Regions from separate parts of the Homo sapiens genome. Here region 1 is linked to region 2. A link is an interaction called in ENCODE POLR2A ChIA-PET data of the cell type or tissue named here. Cell type or tissue: A673. All regions are shown on one strand. Each heading gives the region's core, and the rest is flanking DNA. Links, peaks and the distances in the headings are about the cores only.

The links. Peaks named below come from ENCODE experiments on the same cell type or tissue, not always from the same donor. Only the 100,000 strongest peaks of a DNase experiment are listed, where the experiment ranks them.
Region 1: POLR2A ChIA-PET joins it to region 2 with 23 read pairs; 3 of 35 experiments call an interaction of 5 or more read pairs at or near these places.

What each region holds. Positions count from the first base shown.
Region 1 is chr15:40,064,261-40,072,583 of GRCh38, forward strand. SRP14-DT (SRP14 divergent transcript) reads left to right here. Exons shown (of 3, transcript NR_040060.1): 3 at 961-3,249. Among named protein-coding and RNA genes, the nearest start is that of SRP14-DT, 29 kb to the left of the region's middle. RefSeq lists enhancers at 1-46, 457-566, 5,552-5,671 and silencers at 4,060-4,243, 5,362-5,421. In A673, for the core only: no CTCF peak of the experiment used is centred there; a DNase peak (open chromatin) is centred at 5,061; H3K27ac peaks cover 2,201 bases.
Region 2 is chr15:40,450,500-40,458,822 of GRCh38, forward strand. It overlaps BAHD1 (bromo adjacent homology domain containing 1), which reads left to right. Exons shown (of 7, transcript NM_014952.5): 2 at 7,952-8,323. The coding sequence starts at 7,966. LOC124903473 (a long non-coding RNA gene) reads right to left here and starts at 3,371. Exons shown (of 2, transcript XR_007064598.1): 1 at 3,329-3,371; 2 at 2,948-3,047. RefSeq lists enhancers at 1,982-2,331, 2,362-2,411. In A673, for the core only: no CTCF peak of the experiment used is centred there; no DNase peak of the experiment used is centred there; H3K27ac peaks cover 551 bases.

The sequences.
Region 1 (8,323 bases), core at 227-8,226, 390 kb before region 2:
AGGCTGACTGCCCAAGGCCCCATCTGTGCAAACAGGAGAGGAAATGGCAGCCTAACTCCAGGCAGGGCCCGGGCTCAGAAGGGGGTCTACAGGGCTGAAGAGGCAGCTGGCCAGAGATTCCACAGGAAGCATCTTGTTGACACATCTTCATCACTTTGGAATTTGAGCAACAACATTTACCCCTTCTGAAACTCACCCAGAGGAAGCGGATTTTCTGACGCATATGAAGAGTGAGAACTGTCTACATCTAAGTCTTCTTTGAGAACAATACCAGCTGAGCGGCTATTTACATTCCAGCTTCTTTTGAGAATCTCTGAAGATGATTAAGTCATTGTCAGCTGGTAAGGGTTGGTCTCACCACTTCTCATGTTGGATCATTGAGGCAAGAAACCTTCAAAGAATCCTTTTTGGGTATCTTTTAGTGAGGAAAAAAGTGGGGACAAAGATACGTAAGGCAGTACTTGCCAGAAGTCGCGGGGTGGGAAGAGGAAGTGTGCAGAGTTCTAGAGCCTGTCTTCACCTGGGGGATGTGCACTGACGATGCATATACTTGGCTGTGAAGGCCCAAATTTAGGACAGGGAGTTAGAACCACCCACATTGAAAGTCTAAGGGCCTGTTTCATCTTGCAGCCTCACCACGCTCCCACCAATAGCACAAATACTGTAGTACAAATGCTATGCTCAGTAAATGTTAATCAGCCTCATAAACAGTTCAGGGAAGGCTTTGAGGAGGAAAAGGGTGGAATTTCACCTGGGCCTTGAAGGGAATTTGGGAGGCACAGAGATGGGAAAAGGAAGAAGGCTGAGAGAACAGCATGAGCAGGGCACGTGGTGCACTATGGGAGTGTGTCGTGGGAGATGAGATCAGACAACTCCAGAGTCTGGAGTCCTTTACTCCAGGGACTTGGTGAGCATGTGGTGATCTGCATCTCCTGTTCTCTACACCTTGACTTCTCCTAGGCCCAGAACCATATCCTGCTCCACAAGCCTCGTCCTTGGCAAGAAGTTGCACCTGCCCAGAGAGAAAACCTTTTGAAACTGGCACAAAGGCACTGGAGAGACTGGCAGGGCCCCCTACTTGACGATCTGGCTCATCCATCTGCACACTGACCACGCTAAGAGCTGTCTGCAGTGATGGAAACCTTCTCTAGCTGTGCTGTCCTCTATAGTGGCACCAGCTGCCTGTGGCTACTGAGCACTTCAACTGTGGCTGCAGAGACTATGTTAAATTGTATTTAATCATAATTAATTTAATTGTAAACAACTACATGTGGCTAGTGGTTTCTGTACTGGGCACTGCAGGTGCACATTTCCTGCTGGCCATGGACAGTAAGCTCCATAAGAGACTAATTGTGCCTGGTTTGCTTATAGGCTTATCCTCAGCACCTGCACCAGCCTAGAATATGATTGGCACTCTATTAATTAAAAGTTCCCAGGTAAATGAATTAGTGGATTCTCTGTTTCCTCCACTATGCCACAACCTCCTTAAGGGCAGAGATGGTGTCTTCAAAAAAAAAAAATTCTGGTCAAAAACACATAAGATCTACCACCTTCACCATTGTTGTGTCCAGTTCAGTAGTATTAACTACACTTACATTGTGATACAACAAAAGATTGTGTCTTTTTACATTCTTAGGACCCAGCACAGTGTCTGGCACATAATCTTAGTAAACACTGGCAGAGCACATGCCTTTGCCAAGGCCAGAACAGAGGTTCAGTGCCATCCATTACCACCCTTTCACACATCCACTGGGGCTTTAAAAACAACCTGGAATGAAAGCTGTTGAGTCTAGAGAAATGGGCTACAAAGAAGGTTTACAAGATAATCTATTAAGAATAGGGAATACAGGCCGGGCACGGTGGCTCACACCTGTAATCCCAGCACTTTGGGAGGCTGAGGTGGGTGGATCATTTGAGGTCAGGAGTTCGAGACCAGCCTGGCCAATGTGGTGAAATCCTGTCTCTACCAAAAATTATCCAGGCATGGTGGTGCGTGCCTGTAGTCCCAGCTACTTGGGAGGCTGAGGCATGAGCATCGCTTGAACCCGGGAGGCAGAGGTTGCAGTGAGCCGAGATCGCGCCACTACACCCCAGCCTGGGTGACAGAGCAAGACTCCGTCTCAAAAAAATAAAAAAACCTAAAATAAAGCTTAATACACATGACATATGGATTGGCAGTCACACATAAATATGATTGATAAGGATACAAATATTTGGAGGTGCTGCCTGACCATCTGTTGCTGATTATGTGGAGATCACTTGTCTAGGACCCTGAGATAGACTGATGTTTCTAACTCTGCCACACACGGTCTCTCCCACCCTCCAGACACTTTCTTCCTTCAGTTCAGGGAACCCTCAATACACAGTAAGAATGAAGAGGTTGCAGGTCTGAGCTTGAGGAGGACTGGACTAAAAGGAGTTTAGCCCTGCCAGGGCATTCCGAGGACTGTGAAGATCCGGAATATTGGCCACAGGCATCTATGTATTTGAATCATATCCATTTTTGAGCTCACTCCTAGCAGAGGAGTCAAAACTTACGTTCTGGCCCCCAGGTACATTTCCAGTCTCTTACTCATAAAATTGTGACATACCCCCAGGGGTGCCCAAAGGGGTTTGTGAATCAAGATAGTTTGAGGAGAATCGATTTTCTGATCCTCAGTTTTTCTATGCTCTTTTTCCTAAAAGCGATATTCCTAAAAAGGCATCCAAGACAAGGCATCCCCTTTCCCATTTGCTGGGGAAGACAGCTTTACAAGAGAAAGCTGCCCCTCTCACCCATGTGACCCCCCACTCTGGGGCACTGCCCTAGGGGTAGAAATCTCCAAGGCATCAAACAAAGTGACTCCTGGGGGTCAAGTGACAGAGGAGCAAGTCTTTCTGCAAGTCAAGTGGTTTCCAGCTCTGCTTTCAGCAAAATTGAAAGAGGCACTAATCAAATTGCCAGCGGATCATAAAAAAACATTTTGATAATAATGTTATTAGGCATATAACTTGGAAGAAGTTCAAAGAATTGAATGGCATCCTCATAACAAACTCATCGGCTTCCATTTATTTATTTATGTGGACAGTGTTTCTCAATGTTTAAACCTACAAAAGACTAAACATGGGAGTAAACTTCATGTTGAACCTTGTGTGAGTCTAGCAATAAGTCATCCACATATACATACACTAATTGGGAAGAAAACCTGTCCCAACCCCAACTATTTTATTAAGAGATGCATTTCCAATAAAAATTTACCTTTTATGTTTAATAGTTGTTTATCAAATTTCGTAATTATTTACATTGCTCTGATCAATTGGATATAAACTATTCTAACACTAAACTCATAACCAAAAAATTAATGCTCAGCTTTGGGAACAGAGGAATTTTTTTTTTTTTTTTTTTTTTTGAGAAGGAGTCTTGCTCTGTTACCCAGGCTGGAGTGCAGAGGCGCAATTTCAGCTCTCTGCAACCTCCACCTCCCGGGTTCAAGCGATTCTCCTGCCTCAGCCTCCCAAGTAGCTGGGACTACAGGTGTGTGCCATCACGCCTAGCTAATTTTTGTATTTTTAGTAGAGACAGGGTTTCACCATGTTGGCCAGGATGGTCTTGACCTCTTGACCTCGTGATCTGCCCCTCGGCTTCCCAAAGTGTTGGGATTACAGGTGTGAGCCACCAGTCCCGGCCAGAAGTTTTAATCTTTAAATTTTATTTAATACAATAATCAATCAAAGATTTTTCTTTCTTTCTTTTTTTTTTTTTTTTTTTTGAGACAACTTCTCCCTTTGTTAGTCAGGCTAGAGTGCAGTGGTGCAATCATGGCTCACTGCAGCCTTGACCTCCTGGGCTCAAGCCATCCTCCTGCCTCAGCCTCCCCAAAGTACTGGGATTACAGTCATGAACCACCATGCCTAGCCAATAAAAGATTTTCAAGCATAAAAAATAAATACAGGCTGGGTGCTGTGGCTCACACCTATAATCTCAACACTTTGGGAGGCCGAGGTGGGCGGATCATTTGAGCCTAGGAATTGGAGACCAGCCTGGGCAATATGGTGAAACTGTGTCTCTACAAAAAATACAAAAATTAGCAGGGCATGGTGGTGCAGGCCTGTAGTTCCAGCTACTCAGAAGGCCGAGGTGGGGGAATCACCTGAGCCCAGGAGATTGAGGCTGCAGTGAATCAGGATCACACCACTGCACTCCAGCCTGGGCAACAGAGCAAAACCCTGCCTCAAAAAAAAAACAAACAAACAAACAAAAAAAAACCCTTACATTAGCATAAAATCTGTAACAGGAGTGAAATGGAAATACAAGTTCTTGGAGAGAACGAAATAATGTAAACTTCTAAGCTGTTTAATTAGCGTTTGTTCCCCTATTTTTTTTAATGGATAATGTTGGACACAGAATTGCTCTGGCATTTAGATTCCATTGGACATTTAAAAGAAAGATACAATTTGTATTTGAAAATATCAATATTCATTTTTCTTTGAATTTTTTGACTATAAAATATAATAAAGGCATATAGAAAGTGAAAAAATATTCATAAAATGCTAAAAAGGATATCCTTTGGAACTATTTAAATTTCTGATGGAAAATTTCAAATGCCAACTTAAATACAAGAGGGTAGGTCATGTAAAAAAATTATTTAAGGGGCTTTGAAGGCGGCTGTCTGGGGAGTTAAGGTCTTGTGTCTCCAGTGCCCTCTCTCACCCCTAAGGTACTGGGTGGGCCTCTGGAGGTACATCTGCCTATACAAGGAATCTTTGATGTAGCAAAAAAAAAACACAAAACACAAAAAACCCTCACAGCATGCCCTGCCCTTGGGCTCTGGAAACCACCGTCCTGCCTGCCCCACTCCTGCTCTCAGCCCCCTCCTCAGGCCTAAGCCTCCCCAACCCTCCCCACCCCCCACCCCACTGCCCCACCCGCAGTCCACCCCGCTGTCGCCTCCCAGCCCTGGCCCGGCCAGCCCTGGAGTAAATAAACCACCGGGCAAGGACCCAGACAATGGGCCTTGGCAAGGAGTTAATGGGCTGGGCCTCTCGCGTTAGCCGAGTGTGACCGGAGCTGGCAGGGGGCCTGGCCTGGCGCCAGCATCGATTACGACCAGACGGAGCCAGGGCAGACTTGGCACGAATGGGCCCCACAGCTGGCAGATTCAGTCACCCTGGCCACAAGGGCACGAGGCCTGCCCTGGGCGCCGGCTGCCACCGCGGCTGTGCTCCCTGCCACCGCCTTCACTGCCAGTGTGGCAGGGCCGCTTGTCAGGCACTCAGTCCCTAGGCCCTTTTGGTTCTCCCCAGGGGATTGTCCCTGGTCAGGCCTCTTCCTGTCCCAGGCTGCCTCTGAGGCTGCTCTGTGGCCCCACAGACTGGGTGCAGAGCGGGGGTGGGGTAGGGGGAGGCTGAGGGTTGGGCTGGGGGATGCAGCTGTGACGCCCCTGCCCCCGGCACTCCCACCACTCCAGGACAGAGGGAGGCTGCTGAGCCAGGCTGGTGTTGGTCAGCAGGAAGAACAGGTGAAGCAAGCCTCATTTCTGGTGTCCAGATGGAGGACAGGGTCTTTCTTCCCCTGTTTCTCAGAAACCTTTGTGGGCCTGGGCTCTGCTCTGGCTCGGCAGCTCCACCCTGCAGGGGGATTGGCCGGGTGGCAGGGACCACCTGAGGGCTCACTGCGTCCCTGCTAAGAAGTTGTTCGAGTCAGGGTTTGCAAGCGGGGCTTGCCTGGGGGAAAGGGCATTTCTTGCTTTTTGGGTTTACTGCTCCTCCCAGGCTCTCTGGGTCCCTCTCCCCTGGGCGATGGGCTGTGGCATAACGTCCTCAGGGCAAGGTAACGGCTCCATCTGGAGCTGATGGCTCCTCCAACGCTAAGGAGCTCCATGGACCCAGTCTTGCTGAGCAAAGGTTTCTTTGGCTTGACTGCTGGAAGACAAATCACACCACTGGGCAGTCTCCAAATTTTAGGGGATGGTCAGTATCTCTCTGAGAGAGATACTGAGAGGTCCAAAAAACCCCACAGAGGAGAGAAAACACCAGGCCACATACCCAGAGTGACAGCCCCTGCTCTCTGAGGTCACAGGTGGAGAGCAGGGGAGGTCAGGCCCTGAGGGCTGTGGCTGCTGGAGCCAGCTCCACCAGGCCTGATAATCCCTGCAGATGAAGCCGGCGCCCATCCCAGTAGGCAGTGGTAATCCCCACCCAACCCCACTTCCCCGGGGAGGAAGCTGACACAGGGGTGAGGGGGCACTGGAAACACGGGAGAGCAGAGGAATGGCAGCTGGGGCCCTTACCCCGGCACCAGCTTCTGCACCTGCCCTGAGTTTCCCTTGTCCCCCTCCAGAAGCTCTCAGATCTTTACTTTTTTGTGAGCTCTGTTCTCAGAGAAAGTTCTAATACATGTATAATACCAACTGGCTAACTGAGTGGGGTGGGTTGGGGCTTGGGGGGCTGGGGAAATGTGTGGCCCACCAAAGGACACTAACCCAACAACCCTGCGGAGTTGTGGTCTCCAAACTGAAAGAGGACACAGTGTCAGGTGACAAACAAAACTGGCCTGGAGCCAGGCATGGTGGCTCACTCCTGTAATCCCAACATTTTGGGAGGCCGAGGCTGGAGGATCACTTGAGCTCAGGAGTTCAAGACCAGCCTGGACAATATAAGGAGACCCCTGTATTTACAAAAATTTAAAAAATTAGCTGGGCTAATGGTGGTGCATGCCTGTAGACCCAGCTACTCGAGAGGCTGAGGTGGGATGGTCGCTTGAGCCTGGGAGGCAAAGGTTGCAATGAGCCGAGATTGCGCCGCTGCACTCCAGCCTGGGCAACAGAGCGAGACCCTGTCTCAAAAATTTAAAAAGTTAAAAAAATTAAAATTAAAAACTGGCCTAGACTAGGGAAGTGAAATGTCCAAACATTTTGAACAGATAAGAGGCATGGTAGGAGGGATGAATTTTTATAAAAGAAATATTGACATTTGGTGGCGAAATATAAATATATACAAATCTTTTCCTCTACAATACTTTTTTATTGTCCTTGAAGGACCTACAAAAATCACTTAGGTCGTTTAGGCACATAAAATGTGCCATGCATAACTTGGCTCATAAAATTGTCACCTTTGTTATATGGTTCCAGAGATGTGAAGGTCTGTTTAAAAGTTAAAAACATGCTGTTAATGGAGACTCTATTTTTCCCCAATATTTTTTAAAACCAAAAGACTCCTCAAGGAGTCTGATTTTTTTTTCTCCCCTGGCCTTCATCTGGACTCTTCCTTTTGGTGGCCTTTAATGAAGTAGGTTGGAGACCCTTCATACTGGGTAACCTCACACCTTGACCTGGGTAGTCAGTAGCACAGGGCCCAATGCTTAGAAGGGCCTTGCATTTGGTTTAAAACTCTGTTGCCGCAATATATATATGTCTTTTTTGAGACAGGGTCTTGCTCTGTCACCCAGGCTGGAGTGCTGTGGCATGTTCTTGGCTCACTGCAGCCTCCACCTCCTGGGTTCAGGCTATCCTCCCACCTCAGCCTCCCTAGCAGCTGGAACTCACAGGCATGCACCACCACGCCCACTAATTTTTTATTTTATTTTTTTGAGACAGGGTCTTGTTCTGTCACCCAGGCTGGAGTGCAGTGATGCAATTTTGGCTCACTGCAACCTCTGCTTCCTGGGATCAAGTGATCCTCCCACCTCGGCCTCCTGAGTAGCTGGGACTACAAGCATGTGCCACTGTGCCTGACCTAATTTTTTATTTTTTGTAGAGACAGGCTCTCACTATGTTGCCCAGGCTGGTCTTGAACTCCTGGGCTTAAATGATCCTCCTACCTCAGCCTCCCAAAATGCTGGGATTACAGGCACGTGCCACCACACCCAGCAAACGCTTCATAATTTAATAAGGGGCCCGTATTTTCACTTTGCACTGAGCCCCACAAGATAAGTAGCCAGGTCTAGTTATACCCCCGCCTGAAGCCAACACTGACCTTCCCCAGCCCTCGGAGCTGTCCCCAGGCCTCACTAGTCTCATCTCTCCAGTAGGAGGCCTTTGCCCTTGTGTAAGTCTTGCTTCTTCTCGTCAGGAGTGCCTGACTGCGTGCCTCGCTTCGAGCCTCCCGTCCCCTCTAGCCAGCTCAACAGCATCTCCTTATATTCCCCTTCGGCCCTGGGGACCACTGGGAACAAAACAAAACGCAACCCGTTCCCTTGTGGCTGTCGGGCGGGCGGGCGTTGAGCCCTGTTCCTCACTCCAGCTGGTGTACCCCTCCGGGAGCCACGCCTCGCGCGGAGCGGGAGCCTTCAAAGAGGCCGCGCCTTCCTGGCTGCTCCCTTCGCATCCTGATCCAGTCCAATGAT
Region 2 (8,323 bases), core at 110-8,109:
GAAGGCTGGTGAGCTGTTCATGTTTTTTGAAGAATGGTGCATCAGTAGCACAAGGTTTTCCCTGGTTCTGCTGAGGCCTGTTGCTGAGCTTTGGGGTGCCCTGTCCCCTGTTTTATTCCTGTTTTATTTCTCCCACATTGTTAGCTGCTCAGAGCAAATGGGTTTTGCTGCAGGTGTAGGTTTGCCTCTGGCTGATCCTGGGCAGTATGGCATCTGGATGGGAGGGTCTGAGGGAGCCTTAGCCCAGAGTTAAGGGGTGCCCCCCAACCCCTGCCTGGAGTCATCCTACATGGAGCTAATAGGGGCGAGTCTGGGAAAAGTTGCATTTGTTTCCTGCTTTAAGACTTTAGCTTTTGGGCCGGGCTCAGTGGCTCACATTTGTAATCCTAACACTTTGGGAATCCGAGGCAGGCAGATCCCTTGAGGTCAGGAGTTTGAGACCAGCCTGGCCAACATGGTGAAAACCCGTCTCTGCTAAAAATACAAAAATTAGCTGGGCGTGGTGGTGGGTGACTGTAATCCCAGCTACTCGGGATACTCCTGCTGAGGCAGGAGAATCACTTGAACCCAGGAGGCGGAGGTTGCAGTGAGCCGAGATCACGCCATTGCACTCCAGCCTGGGCAACAAGAGCATAAACTCCATCTCAAAAAAAAAAAAAAAAAAAAAAAAAAACTTTAGCTTTTGTTTGTCACCCTTTCCTGCATCCAAACATTTATGAAATGAATTTCTCAGAGTGCTGCCCACTCCCTACTGGGCTTTTGTTCCCACGGTACACGTGGCATAAAGTAGGCCCTCAGTAAGTGTCTAAATGCCTGGCTCATATGTACCCTCTGAGAAGCTGCCTTGGGGGGACCCCTCAGCCAAGCTCTGAGCAGTCCATTATAGCCCTTGTCACACTATCTTGTTCTGTCTTCCTGCTAGCCCATGCTCCAACTCTTAGTCTTTTGCATTTTTTTCCAGCACTTAGTCTGGTGCTTGTAGGGGAAAGAGAAAACAAATGAGCTTGTATTGAGAACCTGCTGTATTCCAGGAACTCTGCTAGGCACTTTACACACATTCTTCTTTAACTTAATCCTCACAGCAACCTTGCTGTGTAGACAAGGAAACCAAGACTCAGAGTTCAAGCCATTGACTAAGGCCACACAGGATTAGCAGTGGCATGAAGTGGCTTCCAGCCCCACATGGGTCTCCCTCTGCTGTGGGGGGGCCAGCAAATGTTGGCTGAATGGGCAAAGGTCACAAGAGGTGCTGTGTGCCTGAGAATGAGGGGCAGGCTTAGCTGGGCTAGCACCTGTGGATGCAGGTCTACCTTATGCACACATGAGTTGTGTACTGGGAAGAAGCTGGGGGAAGGCACGTTGCCTAAAGTAGGGACATGTGCCTTTTAAGAAAGCCTCTAAAGACTAGTTTTTTATTGCATGTGATTACCTTCTAATTTGTCAGGTTAAAGTTCGTAAGGCAGAACACTGGTATGATTAAAACACAATGCTCTCTGCCCACTCTCCTCACTCAGGGATCTGTGTGTTGTATAGCAACTTCTAGATATGAGAGGTATACTCTTGTTTCTCTTGTCCTCAGCCCCTGCCACCAGACCCGAGGGCAGTCTAAAAGCAAGCCTGTGTCCAGATGGATCAGGCCAATTCCTTTCAGCTGCACTTCGTGCTTCTTGCCCAGGTGTTTTTAGGCTCCCAGTCTGGTTACAGAATGAATTGAGTGCCCGCAGCAAGTGAGGCTGTATGGGCACTGAGGAGGCAGGGCTGGTGGCTGAGGCCCCTGCTCTCTCTCTCTCTTTGAGGACAGTGCTCCTTGCAACTTTGTGCTGTGGAGCTGAGACTTCTGCTCTGCATGGGTGCCTCCACTGAAGCCTCATTCAGGTGGCACAGACAGGCAGGACGCACACCTTCTGACCTCACGTTGTGGGTCTAGCCCTGCCGTTAGCATCTGAGGAACTTGGCCTTTCACTGTAGAGTTGAGTATTTCTCAGAGACACAGAGCTGTTGTTCAGGGTCTGTTGGGATAGTTTCTGCCCCGGCCCTCTTGCTCAGTTGTGGCCCACAACTGAGGGCCACTTCCTGTCCCAGGCAGCCTCTGCTTGTGGGAGTGATCTGGGCTGTGACCTGCCCTTCCAGGCCCTCACCCTTGTTTCCCCAGAGCAGTGCCAGCACCCCGTGCTCCCCTGGGCCTCTGACTCTCCCTTGAACCTTCAGCCCGGCGTGAAGCACCTTGGTTGTGCTCTGCTCGTGCTGGTGGGGTTGCTGTATGGTGCTGCTGCAGCTTGAGGGCCAGAGCAGGGCATCTGTCTGTCCCTTTCTGCTTCTATGGAGATGACTACACCCGGCCCTCTTGCTGAGTTGTAAACTGAACCCCCCACAACTCACCCCACACTGGGTCCTGCAAGGGAAAAGGAGTGTCATCATCATTATCTTTCCTTGGGGTGGGCACTTAGGTGTTTTTAGTGGAATAGTGGCAGAGCAAAGTTCAGGTGCAAGCTTGGGTTTTCAGATTTCTCACTGGGGTAGGAGGAATCTGTCCCGGGCTCCTGCTGTGGGGAATGGCCAGCCAGGGCCAGCTGCCCTCCTCTGTCGGGTTGGAAGGATGGGGGAGGTTGGCCTGCCTGCCTCTGCTTACCACCGCTCCTAAGGAAGACTCTTTTTGGTATATCCATCTTAGATGAGGGATCTGGAGTTTGGAAAAGCTAAATACATTGCTCAGGAGGGACAGAGCATTTAAATCTAGGTCTGACTCAATGCTTTGGTTCTTTCTGCTGTACCAGCTCTTTAAGAGATTCACTACCAGCTGTGTCTTTACCTGGCTTTACCATAAGAATTTCAGCAGCTTCACCTGTTTCTCCATAAAGTAACAGCAACTAACTTTAAGTGAAAAGGAGCCTAGTTTTGTGCTCTTGCCACATTTCTTCTCTGATAGAAGATTCAAGAAATTCAGTGCTCATGACAAGTGTTTTATTCCTTTCATGGATGGGAGGGGTTATTCCAAGAGAGAATGCAGAGGAGGACAATGCTTAACTCAGCTCCAGTTGTGGTTTTAGCTGTAATTGGAAGGAGGTGGCTTCTAATGGGGCAGGGTCCTTCCCAGCCCTCACCCAGATGACCTGATCTACCCTTATCTAAGGCTCCCCTGAATCCCTCCCTCTCATTAAAAATAAACCGGGCTAGGTATGGTGGCTCATGCCTGTAATCCCAGCACTGTGGGAGGCCAAGGTGGAAGGATTACGTGAGCCTAGGAGTTTGAGACCAGCCTGGACAACATAGTGAGGCCCTCTACCCCCGGCCCCCCCCAACCCCCTGCAGCCTGTCTCTACCAAATTACCTGGGCATGGTGTCACGCGCTTATAGTCTCAGTTACTGGGGAGGCTGAGGTGGAAGGATCACTTGAGTCTGGGAGTTCGAGGCTACCATGATCCATGATTGCGCCACTGCACTCCAGCCTGAGCAACAAAGCAAGACCCTGTCTCAGACAAAAACAAAAAACAACAAAAAAGAAAAACCAAAGAAGCCTGAAAAGCAAAATTTAAAGTGTAGTCCTGAAACCCTCAGGATGGTGTGCGGGGTGCAACCCAGAGCTGGGTGGGTAAGGGGAGAGCAGCAACCACAACTGAGGGCCACTTCCTGCCCCAGGCAGCCTCTGCTTGTGGGAGTGATCTGGGCTGTGACCTGCCCTTCCAGGCCCTCACCCTTGTTTCCCCAGAGCAGTGCCAGCACCCCGTGCTCCCCTGGGCCTCTGACTCTCCCTTGAACCTTCAGCCCGGCATGAAGCACCTTGGTTGTGCTCTGCTTGTGCTGGTGGGGTTGCTGTATGGTGCTGCTGCAGCTTGAGGGCCAGAGCAGGGCATCTGTCTGTCCCTTTCTGCTTCTGTGGAGATGACTACACTCAGACCCTACTATGACAGTTTAGCTGGGCCTGACCTCCCCCTCGATTTTGAGATCCTGATGCCCCTGAGGTGAAGGTGGCCTGTTTACTGTCTTTAGAGTACACTTCTGAGGATTTGGGATTCAACCTGTGGTTCTCTGGGTCTTTGGCCTGGATGTCCACCAGCCAGCCACTATCCTTCCTGGCAGCTGTGTCAGAGCTGGAGACAATCAGACTGGTTTTCTCCAGTGAGAGCTTTCTTGACATCTTTTAGTGTCAGGAAAGTGTCCTGGGAATCCCTCCTAGAGACCTTCCCAAGAGGGCATGGACCACCCGTGTCTGGGAGGACAGAGCTTCCCAGAGAGGAGGGGATAGTGCTGAGAGAACCCAGCGCACCTTGTGCCCTAGCAGTGGTTGAAAGTTTCTGGGTGGATAGTGCGTAATTGGGAGGGGCAGCAGGAGGATTGGTGGGGCTGGGAGAGGGGAACCAAGCCTACCACTTTGCTGGGATCCCCTCTCCCCAACCAGCCCTGTAGCTGGGCCATCCCTTGTGGTTTGGAGGGGCCCTGGCAGGCTTGTAGCCCCTCCACCCAGCCCCACCCCAGGGAAAAAGTTGCAGCCGAGCTTCTTGTTTCTTCATCTGACTTCAAAGCATGACTCACACATGCTCTCCCCAGAATGGAGTGCAGCGAGAGGCAGGCAGCAGAGACCCCAGCCTCTCCTTAAGATGCCGAGTGGCTGGACTTTGCACCACAGGAAAGCTAGGAGCTATTTTGCGACGTGCTTTTGATGGCCTTGGGTGTTTTTAGCGAGTGACAGGGGATTTGGCAGATTTTAGGGAGTCTAGCAGGAGGCTGTTCTGCTGGATTTGGAAATGTGACTCGCACCCTGTGATTCAGACGCTTCCTGGGATCGTCAGCACCCTACCCCCCAGGGGAGTAGTGGGTGTCCCTGAGGGACTGGAAAGCTGAATGAGAGGTTAAAGAGCAAGATTAGTCCACAGGGAACAGATTCTCAAAGGTTCTGGGCTCAGACTCCTGAAAGTGGAAGCTGTGTAGTCAAGGCACTGACTCCCTTCCCACCTCTCTCTGCTTGGGACTTCTGTGTGTTGAGAGGGGAAGACTGAGTGGGGACAACTATCCAAAGATCTGAGGACCATCTGCCCATGCAGCCAGTCTCCCAGCCAGCTGGAGGTCAGGGGTGGCCAATCATCCCCCTGCTAAGAACGCTTCCAGTAGCCAGGCCTGACAGCACCTCCCTGTGCTGTCTTTCCCAGCCGCCTTCTCCTTACTCTGTACTGTGTCCTTATCCTCAAAGACGACAAGCCCAGGTGATCTCCACCTTGGCTCCCAGCCGTTCCCAGGCCTAGCCCCTCTGGTAACTTGGGGCCTGTTGAGGGGCTTTGGCCCGTGCTCAAATGCATGGTCTGTTCACTTATCCATCATCTCCAGGCCATTTGGGAGTTGGGGAGGGCTGGACCTGGGCTCCCTAGGAGATACTGATGTGCTTCTGCTGCTTCTCGTTGCATGCTCCTCCACCTCCAGCACAGGGGTGCCTGGATATGAGAGAAGGGCCTGTGGGTTATAAGAAATGGGATGATGTTGTTGTTGTTGTTGTTGTTTTGAGATGGAGTCTCACTCTGTTGCCCAGGCTGGAGTGCAGTGGCACGATCTTGGCTCACTGCAACCTCCACCTCCTGGGTTCAAGTGATTCTCCTGCTTCAGCCTCCCAAGTAGCTGGGACTACGGGCTCATGCCAGCACGCCTGGCTAAATTTTTTTTTTTGTATTTTTATTAGAGACAGGGTTTCACTGTATTAGCCAGGATGGTCTTGATCTCCTGACATCATGATCCATCCGCCTGGGCCTCTCAAAGTGTGGGGATTATGGGCATGAGCCACCACGCCCGGCATTGCCAATAAGCCTGCTGAGCAGACAGGGACGGGTGGTCACCCTGATTAGAAGCAGGAAAGAGACTTACGGAGCCTAGCAGATGCCTGGGATTTTTTAGGAGCTCTCCACCTGTGCTTCAGGAATGAATGGGTTTGCCTTCTGTGACTCTGTCTTGCCCGGGGCCTGGTCTCTGAGCAGTGGCAAGTCCCCGCACGTGGCCAGAGCAAAGCCTGGCACGCTGCCTCTCCTTTCCAGTTTTCCGTGTCCTTTCTCAGGGGTGAAGGTTGCCCACACCACCCTCAGCCTGGTTTTCTGAGCACTCTTTCTCAATTAATGCAGCATATCTCTGGAGAGGAGGTGTCCAGTGACCCCACCCACTGGCCCAAGGCCATGGGAGCTAACAGGGAAAGATTCAGGAATCCCTGGGAGCCCTCAGGCTTGAGACTTTCAGGGTTAAATCCTGGCACAGCAGGGACTGCTCTCAGTTCCTCTGTAGAATGAGTGTGAACAGCAATAGCAGTGGGGAAATTAAGCTGAAAAACCTGGGCCCGCTGGGTGGGGATGGGTTGCAGGAGTACCTGGTGAGGGACAGAACTTGTCTGGCACCTTACTTGCCAGCCCCTGTGCTTTGGGTTGAATGGTAGGAAGTGAACAGCTCCGTAGTCTCTGACCACCGCCCTCTGCAGTTCTTCATTGTCTTGGCCATGCCAGCTTCCAGTGCACAGCCAGCTCTGGCCTCTCACTCAGAACTGGGGCCCAGGCTGCCGCAGGTGTATGTTGGAGTGTTTTGCCAAGCAAAGTTAGGGGATGATGCCTGGTCATATGCATTTTCTGTCAGGGGCTCTGGGCTTCCCCCACCTCCTTGCATCCTGCCCCTGCCTACAAAGAGGGAGAACCGAGCACGACTAACAAGGCAGCTCATTTGTCTCCTGTGTTAGTGCTTCTCTTTGATACTTTCTTTTCCCAACTGTTTGTGGCCTTCAGGGGTTTAAAGCTGTATGGCAGGTCTACGCACCGTCCCTGGGTTTTCTCTACCCCCAGGAATATGCTGATCCTGGCCTTACTGTTACCCTTGCCCTGGGTACTGGCACCCTTTGGGCTGCTCTTGCCTGGAATTTGAACCAAAGTTCAAATGAGACTTCTCCACCATGGGCCCCTCAAAGCTGAGACCTCTCCACCATGGGCCCCTCAAAGCTGAGACCTCTCCACCATGGGCCCCTCAAAGCCAGGCCTTCACCCTTGATAGAGCTTTTCCAGCTAGACCCAGGTTGTGGCAGTCTTGCTTTATATGCCAGGGGAGGAGTCCTCAGAGACTGAACTTTGCCTTCATGGCCCAGCAGGCAGGGTCCCCATCTCAGCTCTTCACTGTCTGTCTTCTTGTCCTCCTGTGGCCAACCTCAGAAGCCCTGCGTTTGGGGAGGGGATTGTTAATGCCTTGGTTATACTTTTGGAAGAATAGATGGACTCCTGGCCGGGGGCAGTGGCTCACGCCTGTAATCCCAGCACTGTGGGAGGCCGAGGCGGGCAGATCACGAGGTCAGGAGATCGAGACCACCCTGGCTAACACGGTGAAACCCCCTCTCTACTAAAAATACAAAAGAAAATTTAGCGGGGCGTGGTGGCGGGCACCTGTAGTCCCAGCTACCCGAGAGGCTGAGGCAGGAGAATGGCGTGAACCTGGGAGGCGGAGCTTGCAGTGAGCCAAGATCTCACCAATGCACTCCAGCGAGACTCCGTCTCTCAAAAAAAGAAAAAAAGAAGAAAGAATAAATGGACTTCTACCACCCAGTCCCCCATCTTGGGAGGCTCTGTCTTCAGAGCCTCTTCCTATCCTGTGATGAATATCTAGTGAGAGAAGGACAGGGGGAGAGAACAAAGAGCTTTGCCACCAGCTCCTCCTATCCCCTGTCCCTGGGGTCTGCCTTGCTCCCTAGGCTCTTCAGGGGCTTAGTTCAGAGATACCCTAGGCTAAAAGGAAAGAGGAGGAACCAGTCCTTGCACAGCTGCTGGTAGCTTGATTCCACTGCCCCTTCACACTCTGGAAAGGGAGTCCCAGGAAAATCCATACTGGAGACAGGGTAGTTGTAGGCCAGGATCACTGCACCTGGGGCTGGGTAGGCTGCAGTGGGAGAGAAAGCAGGCAGGAGCAGGCCAGAGAGGGCTTCTCTCATTGCCCACCTTCTGTCCTGCAGGTTGGAAGTACTCCATGACACACACTCGGAGAAAGTCCCTTCCCATGCTGAGTTCGGGCCTCACTGGCCGCCGAGAGCCCCTGCAGATGGAAGACAGCAACATGGAGCAGGGGGTTGAGGGTGTGGAGCCAGGCATGCCCGAGAGCCCAGGTCACCTCACAGGGCGCCGCAAGAATTACCCACTTCGTAAGCGCCCATTGGTTCCTGAGAAGCCCAAGGCCTGCAAAGTGCTGCTGACTCGCCTGGAGAATGTGGCCGGTCCCCGGAGTGCAGATGAGGCTGATGAGCTACCGCCTGACCTGCCCAAGCCCCCCAGCCCGGCCCCATCCAGTGAAGACCCTGGCCTTGCCCAGCCCCGCAAGCGGCGCCTGG